Linked DNA regions of Mus musculus: region 2 is linked to region 1. Evidence: chromatin loops called from intact Hi-C (ENCODE). Cell type or tissue: heart. All regions are shown on one strand.

Region 1 (8,000 bases):
GCTTTTATACCATTCTAGGTACATAAGAAGAATAAGGTCAGTCCTAAGGCATAAACAGAGTAGTTAAGGAACAAACAAAGCATAAGCAAAGGTCCCATTACTGTGTTCAGGGTCTTAACAAGACCCATCAAGACACAAAGAACACATTCCTCAGCTGTATTTACCTTGCGCCTACTTTCTTGTCCTAGCCCAATGTCAAATTCTTGCCCAATTCCTAGAAGCAGCCCCAAAACCCTCCATACTTTCTCACTCCTTTTCTAGATCCCAGAATCTTTTCCTGTTGCTGCAACTGTGACAAAAAAAAAAAAAAAAAAAAAAAAAAAAAGAAAAAAGAAAAAGAAAAAGGTCCTGGCAAAAGCAGCTCAAAGAAGAAAGGCCTTTTGTTTTTGTTTGTTTTGGTTTTGTTTTGGTTTTGTTTTTGAGACAGGTTTTCTCTGTGTAGCACTGGATGCCCTGGAACTCACTCTGTAGACCAGGCTGGCCTAGAACTCAGAAATAAGAAAGGCTTTTAGCTCACAGTTCAAGATACCATCCATCATGGCAGCCGTGTGAAGGCAGCAAAAGCTTGAAGCAGCCGCTCACATTATGTTTACAGTCAGAAGAGAGCAGCGAACACACACATGCTGCTGCTCAATTCCCTCTGTGTCTCTGTCTCTGTGTCTGTCTCTGTCTCTCTGTCTCTCTGTTTCTCTCCCCTTATACAGTCTCATCTACAGCTAAAATAGGCCTTCCCATATCCATCAACATAATCAAGATAATCCCTGGCAGGCTTGCTCAGGATCCCATGTGGTTCTAGATTCTGTCAACTTGACAAGTGACACAGACCAGCACAGCTCGTGACTCCTTCCCTCGCTCATGCTCAGATCTGGCGATATGGACTGAGCCATCTCACTGTCCCTTCTCTGACTCATCATCTGACCTGTCTGTCTTTCCTTATAAGGATGTTTATGAATACGCAGGGGCCATCAAGACAGCCCAGGATAATCTTAAGGATCACAAGTAGCAGCATCCGTTCCCTCTTCCAGAGCACTCTGGGGACTAGTCTCTGGGAATCATGAGTCTGTCTAGCAGACGGTCCTGTTAAACAGCTTCTCATGACCCCTTATGACCCACACTCTCCTTGGCTAAGCACATTCTCACTGTGACTCACCAGACTACGTGTCCCTCCACATCCCTCTGATCACTGTTTCTTTTCCTTCTCCTCCAGCCGTATCAGCTTCCTGCTCTTCCCAGACTGGCTTCAATAAATCGAGCAGCCACTGCATGATCTGTGCACATCACAGATGAAAAGGAGAAAGATGGTGGAGAAGGAAAGGAAAGGGGGGGGGGGAGAGGAAGATGAAGGAGGAGGAGAAGGAAGAAGCCAAAGAGAAAACAAAATAAGTCTAGGAAAATGTGTTCAACTTCATGAATTACTTCATTTAAACCATGATACAAAACAATGGCTAAAATAAAAAAGAAAGCACTAAATGTTGGCAAGGGCCTGGATCTTCACACACTGTTGGGGAGCTGGATTGTAACTCCTTATAGCTACTTTAGAAAATTGCTTAGCAGCATTTACTAAAGCTGAACATATCCATATCCTAGGTTCCAGGAAGATCATATTATATCGTATTTGTTATTTGTTATGTGTTACCCCCATTTCTCACCAACTGCAAGTGCCTGACGGGAAAGTATTGTCTGGTATCCAGCTGAATCCTAGAATGATAGCTAACGTACAGCAGGTGCTCAAAAAATATTTTTGATGAGTGAGTGAGGGCACCTAAGAGAGCCATTCACGGGTCACAGCTGTGACCTCTGGCTTCACCCGCCACCCGAGCATTCTGTACAGTATTAAGACACAGAAGCCCCTCCTTGTTCTTCCAATGGTGGGGAAGGTTTATTCTCCAGTCTTTGTCACTTTGTCTAAAAAAACAAAATGATTCCTGTGTCCTCTGCCTGTGTTATCCATTCCCTGAGGTTCAAAGGATGGCATCTTCCCAGTCCCCTCCCCTCTGACCTAACTTAACACAACCAAAATCCTGGTAATATTAGGCAACAGCTAAGGGTGTCTCCCATTGATCCTCAGTAAATCGCCAACAGAGTCCTATGAGATCAGTTCTATTTTTAACTACATTTGGCAGAGGAGGAAATGAAGGCACAGACACACAAAAGACTAGTCTGAACTCACAGAGCCAGAATGTAAGGTAAAATGAGCCTTGTTCACACCAACTCTGACCATCCCACCCCACCCCACCCCACCCCACCCCACCCCACCCCACCCCACCAGTCAGTAGCAATCATGGAAGAAGAAAAGGCAATGCCAGCTTGCTGCGTGGTGAGTATTAGGCTCTGTTCTAAGCACTTAATAGCTAACATCTTTTGGGACTCATACAATACCCAGGATTTGGTTTTATAGGGATTTTGTTGTTTGAGACAGTTTCATGGTGAAGCTCAGGCTGGCCTCAAACTCAAAATCCACCCCCCCCGCCCCCCCCATCCCCCAGGTTCCTGAGTACTAACTAGGACTGTAGGTATATGTCACCACGTGTCAGATTATACTCTTTTTGATAGAGGTGAAGGATCTGCTGTAGAAAAATGTTAAGTATTGTACAAGCTCACAAAGTTCTTGAGTGGTGAAGTCAGCCTCCAAACGAACCTTCTGCCTCTGGATCCCAGACCCCACTATCTCTGTGAGAAGTAGCCTTTGCCTGTGGAGGGCTGGGCACCCAGAGAGAGCGTATGGGGTGCATTGAGAATGCCTGAACACCCCTGATTCCAGTTTGTAGTTATGGTTTTGACTCCATCTGGGACACTATGCTATATCAGCTCAGTATTTTACTCCACATTAACAGAGATTATAGTCTTTAAGGGCCTTTGAGTCTCTACAACCACTAAGATAGCTATCTTTTCTGCCTTTTAAAAAGAAAGGATTCAGACCAGAGCAGAGAGTCTGGTTCAAACTCACGGAGAATCAAAAGAGAGGACCTGTTTCCATCCTTGCCGTCACTCTGCCCTGACTCCACAAAACTCCTGCCAAGATTGCTCAGCGGGGAAAGCAGTGGATTTCCAGTCTAAACTCATGGGCCTTTGCCGTTCTCAAGGAGAGAGATCTACTTCCTGTTCACATCCCTGTACTCAGGAAGAGGCCACAGCCCATTTCCCTGGGGTTTCTGAGAAGACAATACATAGTGTAGGCAGCACCTGGTCCAGTAAGCCCAGCTGACAGGTTCCAGCCAAAGCTTACTCCTTGCAGTCAGACCTGTTTGAAGTTTACTGCAGGGTCATGGATAAGATAAGGAGTTTTAAAATAAATGCGATGAAAGGTAGGGATCAAAGGTCACACCTGTCACCTGCTAAGAAGGCGATTGTCAACAAAGTCTGTGAAGACAGACACAGATAAACTTCCTGGCAAACATCCCAGAAAGCAAAAGGCCCCTTGCCAACAATTTCTCATGAAATCTCAATTCCTGGAATCACCAACACTATCAAATTACTTCTGTGTGGTAAAATGTAGTGAGCCTTTATGAGAAGGAATAGCAAGCCCTGGCTGCTGCAGATATGCCAACGAAAGCAGGGACATCTTGATAAGACTGTTTGGGGTATATAACACACACACTGCGATTAATGGATGGAGAGATGCTCTAATTTAAACGCTTTTCAATATAAAACATGGTACAACGAAACACCATGATCAAAAAACAAATTAGAGAGGAGAGGGCTTATTTGGCTCACATTTCCACATTGTAGTCTATCAATGAAGGAAGCCAGGACAGGAACTCAAGCAAGAGGCAAGAGCTGAAGCAAAAGCCATAGATGGGTGCTGCTTACTGACTTGCTCTGCCTGGCTTGCTCAGCTTGCTTTCTTATAGAATCCAGGACTAAAAGCCCAAAGGTGGCACCACCCACAATGGGCTGGGCCTTCCCCTACCAATCACTAATTTAGAAAATGCTCTACAGTCTGACCCACAGCCTGACCTTATGGAGACATTTTCTCAATCGAGGTTCCCTCCTTTCAGATGTCTCTATACAGTTTCAAACTGATGTAAAACTGGCCGGGACAGATGCAGTGTGCCTATTGCTAAAGAATTTGTTACTTTGTGAACCTGTGGAGCTCAGTCAAGGTTCAAGGGGTGCTCATTTTCATGCTTAGCACCCCACCTTTGCCGCCATGTCTCTCCTTTAAGTGCATATGCTAGGAACAGCTAGTTGATGTGGTATTTTTATTGTCATTATTTTGTAATTGAAAAATAAATAATTCTGAACATAATGGTGATAGAATAGATTTTTTTTCCCCTTCAAAACTCTTCAGAATAAACAAGCCACACCACACGGGTAGCTATGCATGGCCCTTTCTCCTAGTATTGCACAGACGTAGCCTTCTTGAGAAGGCTTCTTATCATACTGGACTCTGGTCCAAAGGATGAGGCCTTATGTTTTTTATCACTTCACTTATTTGGGAAGGGTGTGCTTAGGTGACACAGAGAAAGTACAGAGGTCAGAGGACTGCTTGCTGCAGCGGGTTCTCTCCCTCCACCTTGTCAGCCCCAGCGACAGAACTCAGGTCATCAGACTTGGCAGCAAGTGTCTGTACCTGCTGAGCCATCTCACTAGCCCTACCTATGCCCTACTTTCAATGACATCATAGCTATTAGTGTTGAAGCAACTTCAAAGACAAGCGCTTAAAAATCAGATGAGCTGGGAAGACTTAAACGTTTATTCTGTCTCTGTTACATGAGCTGTATTTCAAAGCAACCCATTGACAACGGATGAGGGGAAACTTGTCTGTAAGGTTCCAGATAATAAAAATAAAGGGAAGAGCAAGTCGTAAAAATGCCGCGTCGTCACCCTCGTGTGATAGCTGCTAAGGCAGTGAGCATCCACGGGAGCTGAGACAGGAACAGATAAAGAAGAGGTGTTCTCGGTACTCTCTCTAGTCCTGAGAGTGAAATCAGTGTCCTACTGGAAGGATCATCTCCAGCTGGACTCATTGATAAGCCTTGGCATCACTAAACTCGGATAAAGCCTACATTTCCTACTTCCTGGTATGATAGAACATGAAGAAAAGTCAAATGTCGCACCTCCATAAGTTAAAGCCTTCATAATTAAAACATAAGAGATCCCATATTGAACACCAGCTAAAACCAGAACCTGGAGCATCGAAAGAATAAGACTCTTTTGGGAGAAGCCTGCCTGTCACCACACTAAGCATATCAGGCAGGGGAAGAGACCTAGAGGCCTGCCAGCTGCATAGCCAGCCTTCAATGGAAGCCATCACAGGCCCAAAAGAGTGGCGGAAAGACAGGAAGGAGAAAAGAGCAGAACAGTTTGAGCATTGTAAAGAGAGGCAGGACTGGAGACACGAGGCTGGAGAGGAACAGTCCTCCTGCCCTGCCACCTGAGGTCATGGTGAAGTCCCAGCCTGTGCTGCCATTGAGGGCCATGTCTGGGTTCATGGCCCTGCAGTAGCAGGGGTCTGTGTCAATATCCATGGCCCATATTACCACTAAAGACTGTGTGGAAGTCTCTGGGCCCGACTGCTGCCTGGGCCATGTTGAGGCCCAAGGGCTGTGCAGTGTTGGCCCCTTCCCTCACTGTCTGCAGCACTTTCCCAAGTGAGAGTGGGCTCTGCACTCCACCTGGGCAGCACAGTAGAGCTGGCCCTGGTGGCATGGGTTTGGGTGAGCCTCCCTGAATGCATGAGATTGAGCATGCTAACCCTGAACCTTGGAGGCTGCAGCATTTGGTGAGCTGGCCAGGGCAATGCTGGAGAGCTTGCTCTGGTGGTGAGGTTACAGTAGAGCTGTCTGGCTGACCAACTCAGCTACCACCGAAGCCCAGATCCAGGGCTTTGAGTTGGTCCACTGCAGCATCTGCCTTATCTATAAATTGCTGGAGGATATAAAAGGGCTAGTCCCTCAGATCCAAAGCTGCAGGATCTCCAAGACACGGGGCAACAACAGGATATCAGAAAGGAGTCCCAGTGAGGGTGCAGTATCAATAATGTAGCAGAAGCCAGAGGCCTCACACCAGACCAATGACTCATTGAAATAAACATTTGCAAGATGTGTGAACAAAAGGGTAATGGTGGGTCACACTATGACACACTATAGTTTCCAGGACAAGATATTTTTCATGTTTTGTTTATTTTTGTTTTTTATTTTCCCTTGAGAAGGAGGTTACAAGGATAAGGGCTGATACATGAGTGGGATTGGGATCCTTGATGTACAACTCACAAAGAATCAATAAAAAAAAAAAAAAAAGAAAGAAAAAGTCTCTTGAGATGAACAGCATGAATCAAAGGGGACTGGATGAGAACTGTTTTAGGGTGTGTGTGTGTGTGTTTGTGTGTGTGTGTGTGTCCATACATGCGGATGCTAGAGGGTAACCTCAGATATTGTTTCTCAGGAGCCATCCACCTCACTTGTTTCACAGGCCTGAAGCTCTCCGGTTAGGATGAGCTGGATGGTCGGCCAGCACCAGGGATGCCCCTGTCTCTAACCACGGCCTGCATGACAGATGTGTTCCACTGTGCTTGACTACTTGACATGAGTCCTGGGGGCTGAACTCAGGTCCCCATGCTTGTGAGGCAAGCCCTTTACCAACTCAGCTATCTCCCCATCCTTCCAGTCACTTTGGATTTGAAGATGCCAGGTGTGCAAACAGGTGACACATGAACCTCTTTGGGATTTCAGGGTGAACAAACAACCAAAACAACTGGGAGGGCAACTTGGAATGTTTAATGTGGACAGGGCATTTTAAACAAAGCTAAGGAACTGTTTTCAGGGTATGTTACAGTTTGATTATGAAATAACACTTAGAGGTCCCCAGGTAGGAATCTAAATGAGGTAGGGCCTAGTTGCATGCAGTGGGTCATTATAGGTGGGGCCTAGCTGCAGGAAGTGGATAATTGGAGACTATATTTTTGGGAACTGTGCCTTATTCTTGATATCTCTCCTACCTGCTCTGCCTTGCCTCCCTCCATCCCACATCTCCCATGAGGTAAGTGTACCCATCGACATGGTATCCTGTCTCATCTCAGGTCCAGAAGTTCAAATCCAAATGACCATGGACTTGGACATTTGTCACAATGATAAGAAGCCTTGCTGACGCAAAGTGCCATGAGGGCACTGTGGTGATCTAAGAAAAATGTGTCAGCTGAGTCGAGTCACACCTGAAGGATTCCAGGGTAAAGTCAGTGTTTGAAATTCACTATATACATCTTCAACAAAAGACAAGGCTGGTAGTCACACATAGCAAAATAAGAAAAACTGTGAAGTGATGAATATGTGGAGATTTGCCGTTTTTTGCTCTTCCTGAGTGAATATTTGAACTTTTTATAATAAATAGATTTTAAATTGAACTAAATTCCACTTTGCTTTCTTGGAATTGAAGAAATAAATGACGCTGGAGAAAAACCTTTAAAATCCAGCGGGAAAGCTCATTCTTAAAGCCAACTCCACTGCTGACCCCGAAACTCCACTTTCAAAGGATCTTTTCTGCCTTTGAAGTTTATTAATGATATGAACACTACTAAAAATGGAATTGTAAAATTTATAGCTCATCCTGGGCTATATACCTTTTGTCTCAGAGTTTCTATAAAGAATCATTGTCCTCTCTAGTTGGCTAGCCATAGTCGGGAAAATGGAAAATGCACATTGACTGAGCCATTAGCAAAAAAAAAAAAAAATCTAAAATCATATTCAATTCTCATCCCACCCCCCCCCCCCAAATGAGCTATAAGGTTCTCTGAATGTTTAATGCTTCCCACCTATCAGGGACTAAGAGTTATAAATATACCTGCAGTAACGTACAAATTTTAAAGTGGAGCTAAGAATAGTGGGTGAGCTAGTTGATCAGTTAAATTATTATATGGTGTTTGAGAAGGGACACATGGAAAGCGTTGCAAAATTTTTACTTTATGAAATATGTAAAATATGCAACAGCTTTGACTTCATCAGATAAATACACATTGGTTATGGGTCTTAGCTAGATCTAATTGCAAATAGACCTCTCTGACC
Region 2 (8,000 bases), 160 kb before region 1:
TCTCCCAGAGCATACTTGTTACTAATCCAATTCTCCCCTCCCCTCCCCTCCCCTGTCCCCTCCTCTCCCCTTTTCCCTTCCCCTTCTCCATTCCCCCCCAAACTCACAGAGATCCACCTGCCTGTGCTGTGCCTGTGCCTCCTCCCGAGTGCTGGGATTGAAGGTGTGTACCACCACAGCCCAGATACTAACCCAGTTCTTAATTCAGTTCCAAATATCCTTTACCACATTTTATTTTATTGTTTGCTCAGGGAAAAGTAGAATTCTGGGACTAGCCTGATTTGGGCATCCCTTCCTGAGGACCACACTGCTAGGCCACCATCCTACTTTGCCCTGGATGGACTTAAGAAAAATGGCAGTAATACTTCAGTGGAAAGCCTCAGTAAACAGGACCGAGCTAGTTGCCCTGCATAGCACATATCCTAGAGCTTGCCAATGATAAAGTTTCCATTGCTGCTTTAAAGTTTAAATACCCGAAGTCCACATGGCTCTTCATAACAGAAGTAAAGACGGGGGTGGGGGTGGGGGTGGGGCTTATTCTGTGCTGTAACATGGTGATGTTAGGTGCGGGGACAGGGAAAGGAGACCTGATGAGACACTGTTCACCAGACAGACATTCTCATTCCATTGAGGGGCACTATTTGAGAAAGAATTAATCATGATTGTTGTTTTCCTGGTAAAGTGTAGCAAAGAATGATGTTTTAATTAAACTTTTCTGTATATTTAGCTAGCTTTCCTTTTTATGGGAAATCGAGATATTGTTAAAATAAGTAGGATTGTTGTATCACCAGAAGAAAGTCTGTTGCTCGTGATTTGAGGAAGCCCTCACTTCCTGTCCTCTGCAGCTGCGAACAACTTCTAACGTGGGAGGAGTGCATGTGTGGAGAATTTAGGTACAAAGTGTTCCATTTTTGTGTCCTTGGAGTCTCTGCCAAGAAAACAGTTTCACTAGACATGTGGCGTCTTAAGGATGCTGGAGAGAGTGAAGCACTCCATTTAAACCCTCAGTCTCCTTAGAGATGAGGTACAAGGACCAGTTGATTCATAGTTGCGTGACTTTAGAACTGACTTCGCCATCTTTCTATTTTCTGGGTCAAGCCCTCTTCAGAGAGGCAGTTCCTGACCAGGAAGGTTGGTGAAGCAAGGAGGCGCTTGGATGAGGGCTGGTTTTTACTTTCAGGACATGTTAGGTCAATCACTTCTTGGCTCAGGCAGCAGCAGGTTAGTGTGGGCTCTTGAGTGTTTTCCCAAAGGTCTAAAACCAAACAGGAAGGAGACAATTTCAGCAACCACTCAGATGCCAATATCAGCATCTATATTTGTACATCCTGGCATTGACTGGATGCTGACTTGAAAGGCAATTCTAGGAATCAGTGATTAAGATTAAGAGACTTGAAATGCTGTCTTCAAGCTTTGATTTTTTTTTTTTAAGATCTGTATCACATAAGAAATTGGTACCCTGATGTGTGTCTCTTGATCAGATTATTAAGTGTGCCAAAGTGGGTGAGTTGAAAGAGCCAGTGTGTTTCATGCCAATTAGCATCATAAAAATCTTTCTTTCTCAGCACTGAGTAGGGTTTTTAAAGCCTACCCAGTGCTCTGTGTGGCCCAGGACTGTCTCTATTCTGAACTGGGCCACCTTGGAGATTATAGATGACCAGAGGTCATTACAGATCACCAGAGCTCCAGGCTTAGATCACACATGGCTCCAACATGTCAGAACAACATGTTGGGTTTCTCTCCCCTGGGAGTTCGCCATCAGCTGAATGGGATGATGGATTATAAGCATGGCCCAGCCTCCCACTGTAATACATCAAGACCCAGCTTTTATTTGAAGGTGAATTAGTCAAAGAATGGAGTTCCCGCAAGCTCAAAATCCAAGGAAGGGAGCTCTTTAATGATCAAATGAAAGAGGAAATAGCTGGCTGGAGGGTTAGCAACGACAGTCAACACGGGGCCTTTCCTAGGCTGTAGTCTGAATGCATCATTACCAGCTGAACTTTCCTGTGGTTTCACTCTTCTGAGGTGTGAACCACTTCTTTTCATCAGCATCTCTCCCCCCCCCCCCCCCGCCCAAGTAGCTGGTCATAAGTAGGGTGTTTGTTTTTCCATGTGTCTTTATAAAGGTCCCTGAATCCATCCTTGCAATAAACAGCCAGTCTCGCTCTCCCTGAGGTCGAGCAGTCTTTGGTCCCCTCCCTTCATAGCACTTTGCACTCATTGCACACACAAAAAGGGAATGTATAGCAATGAAGTCTTTGTCACCACATCTCACACAGGGTATATATATATGCTCTGGGCATTTATTCGTTCAATGGCATGAATTGTTAGTAGTCTATATACTAGAAAATGTTAGTATATTCCTGTGTATCATTTTCAAAGTGCAGGGCTTAAAAAGTAAACACACTTGTAATCTCCTGTAGTGGGAGAGCTAGAAAAGGGATTCTAAGGTACAGTAATAAAGTGAAGTCATCAAAGAACCAGGTTCTTACTGATTCAAAGGTCTACCACCTGGCTTTTGTCTTTAGGCATATATGCTTATGGTTGAGAGATGGCTGCTGCAGGTCAGAGGGAGAGGCAGAAGAAAGGACACTCTCTTTTGTTCTTCAGAGCAAAGACAAAACTTTCAGGTTTGATGTCCACGATTATGTCTGCTGTCTGTAAGCCATCACCATTAAAGAGAATCAGATCACCTTGAACAGGAGGCTGATCCTTCCCTTCTTGCCTCCTTCCCTCCCTTCCTTTCTCCTTCCCTCCCTCCTTCTCTCCCTTCCTCCCTCCTTTCCTCCCTCCTCCCCTCCCTTCCTCCCTCTTTTCCTCCCTCCCTCCCTCCCTCCCTCCCTCCCTCCCTCCCTCCCTCCCTCCCTCCCTCCCTCTCTTCCTTCCTCTCTCCCTCTTCTTGCAAGGATATGGATGGTGGAATTTTGAAAACCAAATGAAGGGTTGGGCATTTGCTGCCTGAAAACGGATTTTTTTCTGTCACAGGATGCCAGCTCTGAGCACCAGAAGCCTTGGGAAGCTGCACAGCCAAGCCCTGTGAGATCCACCAGAGGACAGGGTGTGGAGGATGCGCTCACACATTTCCCAGGTCCTCTAGCTACAAAAAGAGCTTGCTCCATCAGCTCCCGGGAAGCCTCAGACGAGCAGCTCTCTACAGAAGAGATCTGTCCTGCACAAGGTCAGGCCCTATCCTAGGTCTACTATGTCTTAGGACCCATCAAAACAGGGCCTGGTTTCTAGTTCCCCTTGGGGCCACCCAGTATGAGGGCTCCTGAGGAGTCAGGACTTCCTTGTGTCTGAGTCACCCTAGGGTCTCTCTTCTAGCAGCTCTTACCTAGTACTGAAACGTGGATGACAGGAATGCTACTCACGTTGAGGTCAAATAGATTCATACTCTTCTGTGTTTGGTGTCACCGAAAAAACCCTCCACTCTCCTCACAGGGGGGCTAACATCAGAGGAAGATGATTTCTACACAGTGAAAGCCAGACTTCTAAGGTCCACTTGTGGACCTGAGTTGGAGAAAATGAGGATATTTGAGAATTAGGAAGCAATCATTACCCCATCCCCTCCTTTTTGTTATTCCTCCTCTCTCTCTTCTTCTGTTACCACTTCTTTTAATTGCTCTCGGGGGGGGGGGGGGGAGGGGGCGAGGAGTGGGAGTCAGCCTTCTTTCAAGGCAGCAAGTAAGCCGCATCCTGCTTCAAGGCTGACAGGTATTATTCTTTAGTTTAGTTTTGTTTGGGCTCAGGATCAAACCCAGGGTCAGGGATCAAGCCCAGGGCCTTGTCTATACTAGATAAGAAGTGCTCAACTCCCAAGCTGCACCCCCAGCCCTAAGCACCATCTGGAGATACAAAACTAACATTCGAGTGTGGTTTGTGCTCCGTTGAGTTAGACATCCCAGTAAGAGACTCACTAGGGATCTGATACAAGCCCAGTAGCAAAGGAGGCAGGATTAAGACAGAGGATCTGGCTAAAGAAGACATTGACAGTTAGCTTTGAGACAGATGTCACTTACATTGCTCTGCACAACAGGAAGAATGATACCAAACAATGTGATTAATAACCAGCGGGGCCTGAGTCACCAGGAGCCCTTACACACACACTTCATAAAGACAACAAAGGCTTTCACTGTAAGTGATGTAGACTTGGCTGTGAATGTCGCCTGGCGTGTACTTAGCTGCCACAACACATTACTTTATTGTTTTTTGAGAGATCTTGCAGAGGAGGTGAAGCAGGCAGAGAGACAAAAGCATACAGAATAAGGCAGATGAATATTCTCCTTGTGGTTTGGCTCATAAAGACCCTGCGCATGTGGGTCAAGCAGAGAAGTGTGTGAAGCAAGGGTAAAGAATCAGGGTTATTGGCAGGGAAGGAGAGGAGACGGCAGTTATTAAAATGATTTCATCCTCTCTGCCTATCTCTAAGGGCGCCATTATGAATACCAAATGAACTTCCGTAAGATAGCCACAGTTTTCTCTGTTTCCAACAGCATATGTTTTAGTCAGGGGTCTTGCAAAGAATAAATATTTTGCTCAGGTGTAAGAAAAAAAAAACCCAAACCAATTATTGTGCAAATAACAATGATAAAAAGCTTTTAGCCTGTGTCATCGGATGCATTCCTAGAGGAATGGGCAGAACAGGCTATGTGAAAGCATCTGATCACACCTGGCAAGGTGTCCCCATCACACAGCAGCCTCTTGCTTGTCTTATGTGACTGTCTGGGGCTTGAGTCCCAGCTCTTCTGATATTTTCAGAGCACATATGACATCTCATGGAAACATAAAAACTCTTGGAAAAGGAGGGAAGATGACTGCTGCTTCCCTCCCGAGGCGAGGGAGGGAGTAAAACTGCAGAGGACCTTCCGACCTCTCTGTGCTCCTCTCTCTCCTTCCATGTTTAAAGCTCTCTGCATATGTTAGGCACCAAGGAAGTAGGGGAGACCAAGCTGTCATTCTCCATGTGCTTGTCAGACAAAGAATATAGGCCTACAAAGAAATGAATTATACTGAGCATGATAGCACATTCCTCTAATCCCTACACACAGGAGGGTCAGGCAGGATCTTGAATTTCAGTCTACCCAGAGCTACTTAGGGAGCCCCTGTTGATAGGTAATTAATTAAGAAATAAGAAGGAAGAGAGGGCATTTAAGGGCTCAAGAGAAGGGAAGGCTGTCAGTAGGTTAGTCCTATGAGCTTTGGGGTATGCCAAAGGAGGGATATTCTAATACTAGAGACAAGACTCAAAATAGGAAAGCAGGGAAGGAAACCCCACCCCTCTCTTCTCCACATCTTTTTCGGATCCCTCTGTTAGTCACACCCAATCAGAATCCGTTGACAAAAAAATACAAGGGACAGAGCTCAGAGAGAGTCCTCCTCCCAGAGCCCAGAGACGGGCCAGGGCAAGGCAGGGTCAGGACTTGGAGTGAATTGGGAACCAGGCAGACAGAGAATAACCAGTGTATCTGCTGTCCTCTAAGGTGGGGATTCCAGGATGGGCATCCAACCCTGTAGTCATCTTCCTTTATTGCCAATTAATCCCACACAATATCTGCTTTAAATATTCTTGTTTGACTGGCTCCTTTGAGAGTATGACAACAACAATGGGCTCTCTCCTCAAGAACAAAAGTACAAAATCACACATGGGTGCAATTTGCAGTTAGTATTTAAAACCTCTAGACCTCACTCTTCAGACCAAGCTGTAGGCCAGCAGCATCAGCCTCATTTGGGAGCTTAGAGACGTGAGTTCCACCCCAGATTCCAGGTTTCTCACACACACACACACATACACACACACACACACACACACACACACACACACACATCAGAAGTTCTGCCCTAAGAGCCAGTGGGACAAATGTGATGGAGGGCTGGCTGAGAGGATGTGGGTCTTTCATTTAGGATATGGGTTCAGCTGTAGATAGAAGAAAAGTCAGCCAAACAATGCCTTGAGCACAGCAGAAGTTCTATTTCTCTCCTGAACTATGAAATCTAGAGACAAATATGTTCAGTGCTGGTGTCACAGCTGTCCCTTCTCTACTTATACGTTCACTTGGCCATCTTTAGCCATCTCTGTTGTCTTCTTGGTTCTTAAATGGATTCTAGAATTCTAGCAAATGCTTTTCAATTCCAGGTAGAGGACAACGTGTAAGTGGACAAATCATGGAGACCTTGTAAAGGATGTTTCTGGAGTTTGCTCCTAGACACTTTCAATGACCACTGTTTGGTAGCTGCAAGGGAGTCTGCATAGTAGAACAATTCTTTTAACCTACAAACACATAGATCTTAGGGAGCAATAAAAAAAAAGAGGTGAATTAATATTGCAACAGCAATTTTCTCAACCTGCGTCATACTAGTGGTAAAAATTATTAATTTAAATACTTTTATTCTATCTTACTTCACCAATGAGAACCTATAACACATATTTTATATTTTGGAGGTGTCATTCATAAAATAAGGTGAATTTAGAACTTACTAGAAGGAAACTAGAATTACAGAGACAAAGGAGGCCAAGATATACAATTACTGATTTAGGTCTCCTGTTATTCATTATTAATAGTAATTTCTTTGGTATTTAAACTGAAATATAATTTTTCTCTTGAAAATATTTGCCTAAAAAAATAAAAATTTATTTAAGGAGATAAAGAATGCTTTAGATGGCTTGAAGAGAATATGTCCAGACCCCATCTGTGTGTTTTGTGTATTTTTCTGAAGTGATGATGTCTTAGTCACTGTTTTATTGCTGTGAAGAGACACTATGACCAAGGCAACCATTATAAAAGAAAGCATTTAATGGGGAGGGCTTGCTTACAATTTCAGAGGCTTAGACCATTATCACCACATCTGGGAGCATCATGGTATGTGGGCAGACATGGTGTGGAGAAGGAGCTGCGAGCTCTACATTCTGTTCCAGAAGCAACAGGGAGGGAGAGGAGAGGAGAGGAGAGGAGAGGAGAGGAGAGGAGAGGAGAGGAGACGAGACAGAGACAGAGACAGAGACAGAGACAGAGACAGAGACAGAGACAGAGATGACAGAGACTGACTGCTGGCCTGGTGTGAATCCTCAAAATGACACACTTCCTCCAACAAGGCCACACCTCCTAATCCTTTCAAATAGTTCCACTCCCTGATGACTAAACATTCAAATATATGAGCCTATGGGGGGCATTTTTATTTAGACAGACAGTCTATGGCTTTCGCTAACATAGTTTTCAGTGTAAAGGCACTCCTTTAGAATTATTGTTTATGAGCCAACACATAATCACATGCTATGTTTGCATCACTAGATTTTTAATGCCCATATTCAGAGTTCTTGCAGCCCATTGGAACAAGGGCACATTATTTGAAATGGCTATAGCTCTGATTTTAAAAAGAATTCTAAGGGCTGAAGAGGTAGCTCAGTGGTTAAGAACACTTGCTGCACTTTAAGAAGACTTGAGTTCGGTTCCCAGCACCGATGTCCGGTGGTTCACAACCACCTTTAACTATGCCTTCAGGGAATATCATGCTCTCTTCTGATCTTCTTGGGTACCCCTCTTCCCCAAACACACATGTGGTGCACACATACACACACATACATGTAAATAAAAATAAAATTTAAAATACTGTATTTTGTATTCTTTACTAATTTTTTTCTAATTAATCTAACTTAGTGACTTTCACTATATTCAAGTAGGCAACTTCTACATCACCTTTAAACTGTTTGTATAATATTGAGGAATGGATTGAAGTAAGATCTCATCTAGTCTCATCTAGCTAATAAGGGTTGCATTTTAAGGAATTTTGAGACTGAGATGAAATGTAAGGATTTTGAAAAATAAGCCAAAAAGCTATCACAGAGTATCTTCAAAATACCTTTTTTTTTTTTTAAATGAGTTTCTTTCCAGGACCAGATAGTGGAAAGGGTCTTGGTGGCAGGCCATCCCCTGTGATGTCAGAGCCTTGCCAGGCCCCAGAGGGGCTGTAAGCATTTGAGTTGAACTCTGCTGAAGGGCACTGAT

Evidence for each region. A loop is a pair of places that touch in the nucleus more often than their neighbours do. Peaks named below come from ENCODE experiments on the same cell type or tissue, not always from the same donor. Only the 100,000 strongest peaks of a DNase experiment are listed, where the experiment ranks them.
Region 2: it touches region 1 in a loop (2.3-fold over the local background); 1 of 42 quality-filtered maps calls a loop at or near these places.

The regions. Positions count from the first base shown.
Region 1 is chr2:72,749,584-72,757,583 of GRCm38, forward strand. All of the region lies in intron 4 of 6430710C18Rik (RIKEN cDNA 6430710C18 gene), which reads right to left. Among named protein-coding and RNA genes, the nearest start is that of Gm46747, 9.6 kb to the right of the region's middle. In heart, no CTCF peak of the experiment used is centred here; a DNase peak (open chromatin) is centred at 3,168; H3K27ac peaks cover 1,607 bases.
Region 2 is chr2:72,588,110-72,596,109 of GRCm38, forward strand. No RefSeq gene overlaps it. Among named protein-coding and RNA genes, the nearest start is that of Gm30069, 23 kb to the right of the region's middle. In heart, no CTCF peak of the experiment used is centred here; a DNase peak (open chromatin) is centred at 872.